Linked DNA regions of Homo sapiens: region 1 is linked to region 2. Evidence: read pairs that join two places in POLR2A ChIA-PET (ENCODE). Cell type or tissue: PC-3. All regions are shown on one strand. Each heading gives the region's core, and the rest is flanking DNA. Links, peaks and the distances in the headings are about the cores only. Region 1 overlaps DNM3 (dynamin 3). Region 2 overlaps METTL13 (methyltransferase 13, eEF1A N-terminus and K55).

What was found. ChIA-PET counts read pairs that join two places held together with the same protein. Peaks named below come from ENCODE experiments on the same cell type or tissue, not always from the same donor. Only the 100,000 strongest peaks of a DNase experiment are listed, where the experiment ranks them.
Region 1: POLR2A ChIA-PET joins it to region 2 with 5 read pairs; 3 of 35 experiments call an interaction of 5 or more read pairs at or near these places.

The regions. Positions count from the first base shown.
Region 1 is chr1:172,018,015-172,023,394 of GRCh38, reverse strand. The region is part of intron 4 of DNM3 (dynamin 3); the gene reads right to left. Among named protein-coding and RNA genes, the nearest start is that of MIR3120, 120 kb to the left of the region's middle. In PC-3, for the core only: no CTCF peak of the experiment used is centred there; no DNase peak of the experiment used is centred there; H3K27me3 peaks cover 3,083 bases.
Region 2 is chr1:171,791,980-171,797,359 of GRCh38, reverse strand. It overlaps METTL13 (methyltransferase 13, eEF1A N-terminus and K55), which reads right to left. Exons shown (of 8, transcript NM_015935.5): 6 at 5,125-5,343; 7 at 2,833-2,964; 8 at 1-878. The coding sequence ends at 604. Among named protein-coding and RNA genes, the nearest start is that of METTL13, 13 kb to the right of the region's middle. RefSeq lists an enhancer at 2,355-3,554. In PC-3, for the core only: no CTCF peak of the experiment used is centred there; a DNase peak (open chromatin) is centred at 3,069; H3K27ac peaks cover 1,293 bases.

The DNA of each region.
Region 1 (5,380 bases), core at 188-5,187, 230 kb before region 2:
TTTCCAGACTTGCAAATCTCAAAATATTTTACCTCCCTTTCACCTTTTTAAGAACGCTGTTAAAGAACGTGTTCTACAAAACAAGGGAGCAAACTAATAAAGAGGAAGACATGAGATCCAGGAAGCAGGAATACAACCAAGAAAAGAAGGAAGTTTTCAGGATGGTATAGATCCCAGTATGAGACCAAGAGAGCAATTGATATCTATGGGAATGAGAGAACAGAGAGTCCTGAAGAGATTTCTTCCTCTACCAAGAAAATAAACATAAAACTACCTAATCCAGAATGTTTTTAAAGTACTGAGAGATTGAGACTTCTGTAGGGGAGATTGGGAATACGTTAGTGATAGATGTACAGAAAACTATGCAAACAAACCAAACAGAGATAATTATCAACCTCAAAAAAGACAATATCATGGAAGAAAGAATAACCAAAATTTACCACATAGCTCAGCTATGAATAACATTTTCAGGATTATAAAAATTTATTCAGCAAAATATGATTCTTTTAGTAGAATGTAGGAGGATAAGTGCATATGTGAGTGTGTGAGTATACATAAGTATAGGAGAAGGATATAAGACAGCTAAATCCTCCTTCTCTACAGTGAGAAGTCAAAAGAGAGTATCTAAAACTAAGAAAAATAAAAAATAGTAATATAAACAGATTACATAGAAATATGGAGGTAACTATCAAAATCAATAGCTAAAAGAATTGTAAGTGGTAGCCTCTGGAAATCAATAATCAAGAGTCAGGAGGGGTGGGCAAGGGACTGATTGTTTCTATTAAAAGCCTTTTGCACTGACTTTTTCTTTTAAGAAAGCTATATATATTTATAGCTCTAATAAAAATAAAAGTTGATTATAGAAGTATTTTCTTTACTACTCCCTTATATCTGAAAAGGAAGCTAGATCTATACTTAGTGATATACCAAAATGGCAAAGGGGACCATTTTCTTATCTATATTAAGTTACACAAATAGGCAGCTTAAAATAATCAATGAACTCCTGCTGGCAGACTCAATACCTACATTGATAGATCTTAAAAACCACTGTCAGAAAGGATTTTAAAGTCATCATGCTTTGAAAGCATTTCACTAGAAACCTAAAGATCCAGCTAAAATAAAGAGCCCTGATTATGTGCCAGGCTCATATAGGATTCAAAACAACCACCAAGAGATAGATACTATTATCTTCTCAAGCATACAGATGAGGAGAGTGAGACTTGGAGAGGAAAATCACACTTACCTAAGAGTCACAGACTGTGTGGCATGAAACTGGCATTCAAATCCAGCAACCTAATTCCATTTTTAATCACTAAATTTTTCTGCCTCCTAAGTCTTAGCTAAAATTTACAAGTGATTAGCTATGTTATTTCCAACTAAGTTATATCATCTAAGACTGTTTACAGAACTAAGTTTGACTAGATGTCTCTGGCAAGTACAGAATTCCAGGAAGGAGAAAAACTTGCAGATTTAGAAGAGGTTATATGCAGTAATAACTAAAGAATAATTTAACACAGTTCTTGCCCTCCTAATAAAAGGAAATTAAAAATAATAAATTAAGAGCTAATAAATCATTGTGACATTGTGTTTTAATTATGTGTCTCTTCAGGAAAGAACAACCACAATGATGAGTATTGATAGGTCCTAGTGAAGACTTTGAAAAGCTACACAAGGTACCCCAAAAGTGTGAGTGTGACATAATATAGAGATAAGTGCACTGACTCAGGGATCAGACTGCCTGGGTTCAAATCCCACCTATACCTCTTATTAGCTCTGAAATATTAGTTTCCTCATCAGTAGGCAACTGCATCAATACAGTAATCATACATTACAGTTTATGTTTTTTGTCCTGGGATAATTATTAAAAATAACCCCCTTTAACTCTCAAAAGACTTCCTTTTTTATTTTGCTGTTGTTTTGGTTTTGTTTTGTTTTTTTAGAGACAGAGTTTCACTCTGTTGCCAGGCTGGAGTGTAATGGCTCAGTCATAGCTCACTAGGCTCAAGCGATTCTCCTGCCTCAGCCTCCTGAGGAGCTGGGAGTACAAACATGCACCACCATACTTGGGTAATTAAAAAAAAAAAATTGTAGAGACAGCACCTTGCTATATTGCCCAGGCTGGTCTTGAACTCCTGGCCTCAAGCAATTCTCCTGCCTTGGCCTCCCAAAGTATTGAGATTACAGGCATGAGCCACTGTGCCCAGCCAAGGCTTCCTTTATGAAAGATAAAATTAAATAGCAGGACTCCTATCTGGCATGTAGGGAGCTTGGAAATCATTCCATCCCAACAAGTAAAAATCTGAACAAACTGAAAAACCAACCCTTCTTAGATCTGTCAGTGAAGTGAAATCACAGACAATTAGCTGTTCCCAAAATTTGGAGAGACAGGTGAATATAGAGAATCACAACTCAACAGAGCAGACACCCAAGAGCAGAAACCTCCATGGAAAACAATGCTGGGGCAGGAAAACTTAAACTGTAATCCATGAATCGCTTGAAGGCTCAGAGTGGATGAGCTTCAGGGACCTGAGTTTTGCCTTCAGAGGATTAAATAAATTCTCGCAGTAAATTAAAGAGAAAAATCCCCTTATGCTTCTGGTAGGGAAAGGAGGAAAGTGATCAACTGGAAATATCCCACAACATTCTGTTCTTTTTTTTTTTTTTTTTTTTTTTGACGGAGTCTCACACTGTCGCCCAGGCTGGAGTGCAGTGGCGTGATCTCGGCCCACTGCAAGCTCCACCTCCCGGGTTCACACCATTCTCCTGCCTCAGCCTCCCGAGTAGCTGGGAACTACAGGCGCCCGCCACCATGCCCGGCTAATTTTTTTTTGTATTTTTAGTAGAGATGGGGTTTCACCATGTTAGCCAGTATAGTCTCCATCTCCTGACCTAGTGATATGCCCGCCTCAGCCTCCCAAAGTGCTGGGATTACAGGCGTGAGCCACCGCGCGGGGTCCATTCTGTTCTTCTTATCAAGGTCTGACCTTAAGAGAAGTCATTTAACCAGAACCTATACTACTGAGGGTTTTCCAGAGCCTAACAGATTAGGGCAAAGGACATGTCTAACTCCAGCTTGCTCTAGCCTTCTATATAGGGGAAGAAAAATACACAACTCTAGTCCACTGTAGCCATCCGGTCCCACCTAAAGGGGTGGGGCAGGAACTAAGAAGCACTTGTGAGACTTGTGAGTCCAGAAGCACAGGCTCACTAAAAGACATGAGATCTAATCACAGGACTACAGCATGCTTCCTCTCGCTCCACATCTTACCACTACATGACTATAGCTTAGTAACCACAATGCCTTGTACCCAGTACATCATATAGCACCCAGTCTGCCTATCAAGAAAAAATTACAAGGCATATTAAAAGGCGAAGAAAAAAACCCCACAGTTTGAGGAGACAGAGCAAGCATCAGAACCAGACTCAGAACTCTAACTCTAATGTTAGAGTTATCAGACTGGGAATAAAAAAAAAACAAACTGTGATTAACATCCTAAGAGTTCTAGTAGATAAGATATACAGCCTACAAAAACAGATGGGCAATATAAGCAGAGATATGGAAATGCTAAGAAAGAATAAAAAGAAATGCTGGAGATCAAAAAGACTAATAGAAATGAAGAATGCCTTTGATTGGGTTCATTTGACTGGACTGGAAAAAGTTGAGGAAACAATCACCAAGCTTGAGCATATTTCAATAGAAACATCTAAAATCGAAAAGAAAAAAAAAATACTAGGGGGTAGGGTGGGAAACAGAACAGAATATCCAAGAATGGTGAGACAACTACAAAAGGTTTAACATATGCAGAAGAAGAGAGAGAGAAAGGAACAGATATTTAAAGAAATAATGACTGAGAATTCCCCCCAAATTAACATCAGATATCAAACCACAGGTTCAGGAAGCTCCGACAGCAAGTGGGATAAATGCCCCCCAAAAGCTATAACTAGGCATAGTATATTTAAAATACAAAAAAAAAAAGCAAAAATAAAAATCTTGAAAGAAGTAAAGGATTGCAAATATAAGAATTATGTCAGAATTTTCCTCACAAACCATGCACAAAAGAAAAGGTGGAAGTATTTAAAGTGCTGAGAAATAAAATATCAACTTAGAATTCTGTACCCTGCAAAATTATCTTTCAAAAGTGAAGGAGATCCTGGTGCACCAGTACTCATGAAATAAAAGAAAAGAAAAAAGAAAGGAAAAGGAAGGAAGGAAGGATAAAGAAGAAAAGAGAGAAGGAAAGAGAGAAAGAAAAGAGAGGACAGAGAGGAAGAAGGAGAGAGAGAAAGTAAAGAAGGAAGGAACAAAGGAAGAAAGGAAGAAAAAAGGAAAGAAGGGAGGGAAGAAAGGAGGAAGGGAGGGAGGAAGGGAGGGAGGAAGGGAGGGGGCGAAGGAAGGAGGGAGGGAAGGAAGGAGGGAGGGAGGGAAGGAAGGGGAAGGAAAAGTGAAGGAGTAATAGACTTTCTCAAATAAAGAAAAATTGGGGAAGTTTGTTGCCAGTGGAATTACTTCACAAGGAAACATTAAAAGAAATTCTTTAGAGAAAAGGAAAATAATATTAAGTCAGAAACTCAGATCTACATAAAGAAAGCAAGAGAATCAGAGAAGGAATAAGTAAGGTAACAATCCTTAATTGATCTAACAGATAACAGTTTGTTCAAAATAATAGCAACAATGTATTTTATTCCTATTCATATGCTTATATGTAAATAAAATATTTGACAGAAACAATACAAGGAACAGGATGAAAGAATTAAAATTATTTTGTTATTATCAGGTACTTGCACTACTCTTAAAGTGGTACAGATGCTCCTGTATTTACAATGGGGTTGTAATTGGGACATCACACCATAATAAGTCAAGAAGTGTACTGAATTTCTATCACTTTCTCACCATCATAAAGTCAAAAAATTGTAAGTTAAATAATCATAAGTCGGGGAGTGTATAGTGTTATTTGAAAGTAGACATGAATTGTTGTAAATGTATATAGCAAATTCTAGAGCAACCACTTAGAAGTTTTAGAAAAGTGCAACTTATATACTAAGAAAGAAGATAAAATGGAATCACATAAAATGCTCAACTAAAGGCACAAATGGCAGAAAAAGAGTGGGATACAAAAACAAGGAAAGAAAACAAGGGCAACAAATAGAAGTAGTAACAAATATAATAGATATTAATTCAACTGTGTCAGTAATCACCTTGAATGTCAATGGTCTAAATGCACCAATTAAAAGACAGAGATTGTTAGAGTGGATCAAACAACAAGATACAACTATATATTATCTACAAAAAATTCACTTTAAATATAAAAACACACAGATTAAAAGTAAATAGATGAGGAAAGATATACTATGCTAACACTAACCAAAAGAAACTGGGATT
Region 2 (5,380 bases), core at 112-5,111:
GGCTTAGGCTACAAGGTTTGGGTCACCAAGGAAAGCTGTCAAATAATGAAGTGGGTAAGCAGATTCCTAAAAATTGGAACCATTTCAGCAGCAGTTTCATCCACAGGGAGACAGAGTAAATGCTCTCTCAAATCTGTCTCACATCTATAGAAACCTTACTCTATTTATGGTCTTTTGGCATCTTGCTCTGCTATCTCACTTGAGATCACTCCTATAGAACTAATAGAGGAATAAATCAAAAGCAAACCAGTATAAGTAGAGACGCAATAAAATTTGGATGTCTTGAGTTCTGAGGGGCTTGCACACACTTGTTAAGGCATGCAGTGTGTGCTAGGGGCTTCAGCAGGGAACTCCACTCAAGGACGTGGTGTAGGAAGCAAAGACAAACCAACCCAAGTGGTACTGAAGAGGACAAGATGGGAAGGACATTTTTATTTTCCCTAATCTTCAGGCAACCTCACCAAGCTGGAGGTCACATGTAGCTGAGTGTGAAACCAAGAAAAATACGAAGCTTCAAAAGTACTGTGCGTTGTATTTCTTCATTCTCTGGCAGGCTGGGAGTCCAAGGTCAGTCTAGGCAGGAGGGCTGCTTGGCCTAAGCAGTCACACAATTTTCACCGTCTTGAGCATATCTGACAAGACATACGTGTCATCCCAACCCCTCCCAGGCTTCCTCAGGGTCCGCTCCAAAGCCTGGGCTGTTTCTAGGAGCTCTGGTGTGGCAAGTTTTTGCTCAGGGTGCAGCTGACAGAACAGGATCTCATTCACTTCACCCTCAATTCGCCGGACATATAGGAGGGGGAACACTGCCTTGAGCCCAGCCAGCACTGAGTCTTTTAGCCCCAAGTCTCGGCACACAAGGTTGAGAATAAAAACACCTATAGGGTAGGAAGAAAAGTCAGAATGACCTCACATCAGGAGACATATGAAAGACAAGGATCGGCTTTGAGGAAAATACCAATTCCTGTCCCAGGGAGACTGGTGGACTAAAACACACGGTGGTGATGAGTTTGCAGAGAATACACAGCATAGAAAGGCAGATGGAGAAAAGCATGGGGAGCATGTGAGCCATAAACAAACTCCAGCCTTATTTCTTGCTCTTCTGTGCTGCTCACATGTTATTTTACCATTCTCCAAGCCTCAGTTTCCCAAATAGCTTCTCAAAGAATAGCTTTGAGAAAGAAGTGATTCCCAGCTGGGCACGGTGGCTCATGTCTATGATCCCATCACTTTGGGAGGCTGAGGCAGGCGGATCACTCGAAGTCAGGAGTTTGAGACCAGCCTGGCCAAAATGGTGAAACCCCGGCTCTACTAAAAATATAAAAATTAGCTGGGCATGGTGGTGGACGCCTGTAATCCCAGCTGCTAGGGAGGCTGAGGCAGGAGCTGCTAGTGGGGCTGAGGCAGGAGAATCTCTTGAACCCAGGAGGCAGAGGTTGCAGTGAGCCAAAATCCAGCCTGGGTGACGGAATGAGACTTTGTCTCAATCAATCAATAGAAAGTGATTCCCTACGAAAGTAAAATTTACCAACTCCACAGGGATATTACATTCTTGGCATACACACCATAGAGTATTAACCAGTGACAGGGCCGAGGTTATCTTGACTTCTGACAATTAAGATTCCAAATCAAGCCAGTTACCACAGTGCCTTACACCAAATCAAAAATACCTAGAGGGTTGTTAACATAGGGATTAAAGGCTCCAGTTTTGAGGTGACAAGGCACTGACTTTGAGCCCCAACTGTTACCTTGCGTCACCTTGGCAAATCTTCAACCTCAGTTTCCTCATCCAAAAAGTGGACTGCTATGAAGATTAAATAACACACTGCCTAGTAGAGCACGTGTAGGAAGCATCATGTAGTAGCTAGCATCACCATGCTGGTGGGAGTGTGAACTGCTACAACCACTTTGTAAAACTGTGTGGTAGCATCTACAAAAGCCAAAAACATACCCATAACCTATGATCCAGCAATTACAACCCTGTGTATATACCCAAGAGATCTGAAAACATAATTCATCAAAAGGCATATACTAGAATGTTAATGGCAGCACCACTTATAATAGACCCACACAGGAAACAAACCAAATACGAACAGTAGAATGGATAAGCGAATTGTGTTAAGTTACATGATATAACACAGCAATAAAAATAAGCCATGTAAACACAACACTGTGAATGAGTCTCACAAACATCATGTTGAGTGAAAGAAAATGGACACTTAAAGAGTACATTCAGCCAAGTTCAGTGGCTCATGCCTGTAATCCCAGCACTTTGGGAGGCCAAGGTAGGAGGATCGCTTGAGGCTAGGAGTTTGAGACCAGCCTGGGCAACATGTTGAGATCCTATCTCTACAAAAAATAAAAATAAAAAAATTAGCCAGGCATGGTGGCATCCACCTGTAGTCCCAGCTACTCAGGTGACTGAGGTGGGAGGATTCCTTGAGACCAGGAGTTTGAGGCTACAGTGAGCCATGATCAGGCCACTGCACTCCAGCCTGGGAAACAAAGCAAAACCCTGTCTCAAAAAAAAAAAAGGGAACATTCCAACATTCCATATGATTCCATTTATATAAAGAACAAGAACAGGCAAAATTAAGCTGGGTGGACAAATGTTAAGACAGTGATTACTCTTGCGAGGACAAGTTACTGAAAGGGGATAAGAGATACGACTTTCTGGCAAGCTGGAAATTTTCTGTGTCTAGTGCTAGTAAATGGGTGTATTAAATTTGGAAAAATTGATCGAGCTCGCACTTCTGTGCATTTTTCATTAAAAAGATAATTTTTGTTAATGGTCCCTTCTCTCCTCCCTCTCCCACCTTTTGTTCTCCATACCTTCAGGAGTCAAGATGCTTTTAACCTTCTGTAGAAAAGATTGCTCCACAAATGCTGGGGGCGGACAACTCATTCCCAGTGTTGGGTCCTTACTGTCAACATCAAACATTATGACATCGTAGCAAGGCCGTGCTGGGAAAAAGAAGGAAACAAGTCCTTGTCTTTGCTGGATAAAATAATACCATTTACATTCCAACACTATACCTCCTCTTTACCAGTGGTGGGCATGGTGACTAAGTTAGAAGGATGACACAGAGGATGTGGTTTGCCTGTAAGGGCACTGATGTCATGGCCCAGGGGAGTCTTTGTCATCAGGGTTCAGAGTGTCCCATAGTAAAGATGGAACCTTCTTCCACATTTAAAAGCACCTTCCAAAGGCAAAAACATTACTGGGGTCCCCTTTGCATGAATATTTCTCGGTTAAGAGTCTATCAACACCAGTGGCTTTTGACTGTGGCAGAACATTACAATCACCTTGGGAAGCTTCTAATGTGTACTACACGCCAACCAACAGAATAAAATATCCTGGGGTAGTAGGGGGCAGATGGGAGGAGAGATGGGAAGCCTCTGGTATTTTTCTTGAGCTTTCCAGGTAATTCTAAATACAGTCAGAGTTGAGAACCACTGATCTAGACAAAGCAGCTGACTAAGCCTTTAAGGGCTGACCCAGCAAATGGTAACTTTTAACTCTGAAAACAGCACATTTTGCCTCATAGGAGAAAATGTTCTGAAATTTCAGTTAGTGTTATCTTTGCAGTTCCATGAACAAGAGCTGACTCAAGAAAGAAATGATTTTGCTAAATGGGTGAGAAAGAACTGATGAAGAAATGGATCTGCTCCTTACTATAATGTTAAATTGTTTTTATAAGGGGTAGGTCTGCAATGCCACTGACAGGTTTTTAGAAAATTTTGAGACTGTGGTCATAATTATTCAATAATTAATAAGTATTTAATTAGGACTGCTGCATGCTTATCATTGTTCATAGCACAGATCTGATTTTGGTTTCTTACAAAGAGAACATGTTGGCTCATCAAAGTCCAAGGAAAACAATAGCCTGCATTTGCAGCCTTGAGCCCTCCAGTAATCTGAAACATTTTGGTGTTACAGAAGATGGGCAGAGCCATTGAAAACTGATCTATAGATAACAACAGCAGTAACATCATGGATTAAGTACTTACCATGTGCATGGCACTGTTGTAAATACTTCACCGTATTAGCTATCTGGGCTTGGGCACCTAAACTAACCCTAGCCTCAGAGAGGGAACCTACGAAACTGTTACAATTCAATTCAGTTTGCAATTAAAATTAAGATAGCATCTGTTCAATACTTGTCCCAGGCCTCCTAGTTTGCCACACCCTTACTGGAAAATATTCTAATCTAGTGAGACCAGAGTATCTGTTATGGAATGAGCAGACCAGCAGTCCTGAACAGAACTGAACCAACCTAACTGCCTTCTCCCCGAAGGACTCGAGCTCCAGAAAGTACTAAACTCACCAGCAGCCTATCTGTATAATAGCAGAGTTACTGTCCCTAGTATTTTACAGAAAATTATTATGCTTATGGTTTTTGTCCTAAATCTGGGATGCAAATTACTAGAGCAAATGGAACCTTAATTCTAGTTGCAGAAGGCCTATCAAAATTCCCACAGAGTACCATCTGCATCAAGGTTTCTCCACCTGAGCACTGTGGAAATTCTGGGCCAGATAATTCTGTCATCAGTGCCCGTCCTGAACATTGTAAGATGTTTACTAGCATCCTAGACCTCTACCGTTTAGATGTCAGTAGCAACATCCCCCACCCCGATTTGTGACAATGAAAAATTGTCTCCATACATTACCAAATGTCAGACCCTGAGGTTGTATACCACTGATCTTACATGAATACTGTTTTGCTCTATTTCTGGCTTTACCTCCAGTTGAAATATTTACAAAAATACCTCCCAACACACATTCCACCTTTTCTTCTCTGTTTCTTTGCCCAGTTAGACTTCAGGTTTCTTAAGATGGTGAGGAAATGACAAGGTTACAGGTCAGAAAAAAGCCCACTGGTCTGTTAGCACCATAAGGGCAGGAATGGCCTGTTTTACTTATTGCTTTACATTCACACCTAACACAGTGCTAAGCATATAGCTGGTACTCTAGTGAATAAGTATATCAACAAATGAACAGGCTGAAGACTGGAACGATACTCATGCCACTCTCTTAGAGATAAACTGTAGAGGCCCTTGCGGGCCTGACAATGTCGCATCAATCATCCCTCAACACCCCTTCAAATGCTCCAAGAGCAGTACCTTCTCCTCCTCCTGCCAAGCTGGCGATATAGTCCAGGCCATCTGCAATGTGGACCTTCATTCGGTCACTCTGGGAGAAGCCAAACCACTGGGTGGCCACTTCCAACATGGAGGGATCGATCTCCACAGCATCAATGCAGGACTTTGGAAAATGATCGTGGACAAAGAGGGGGAGGCTGCCCCCGCCCAGGCCTACCACCAACAATGCCAGTGGGATCTCTGTAAGAAAAGAATAGAGCATCACATTGCCACCTGT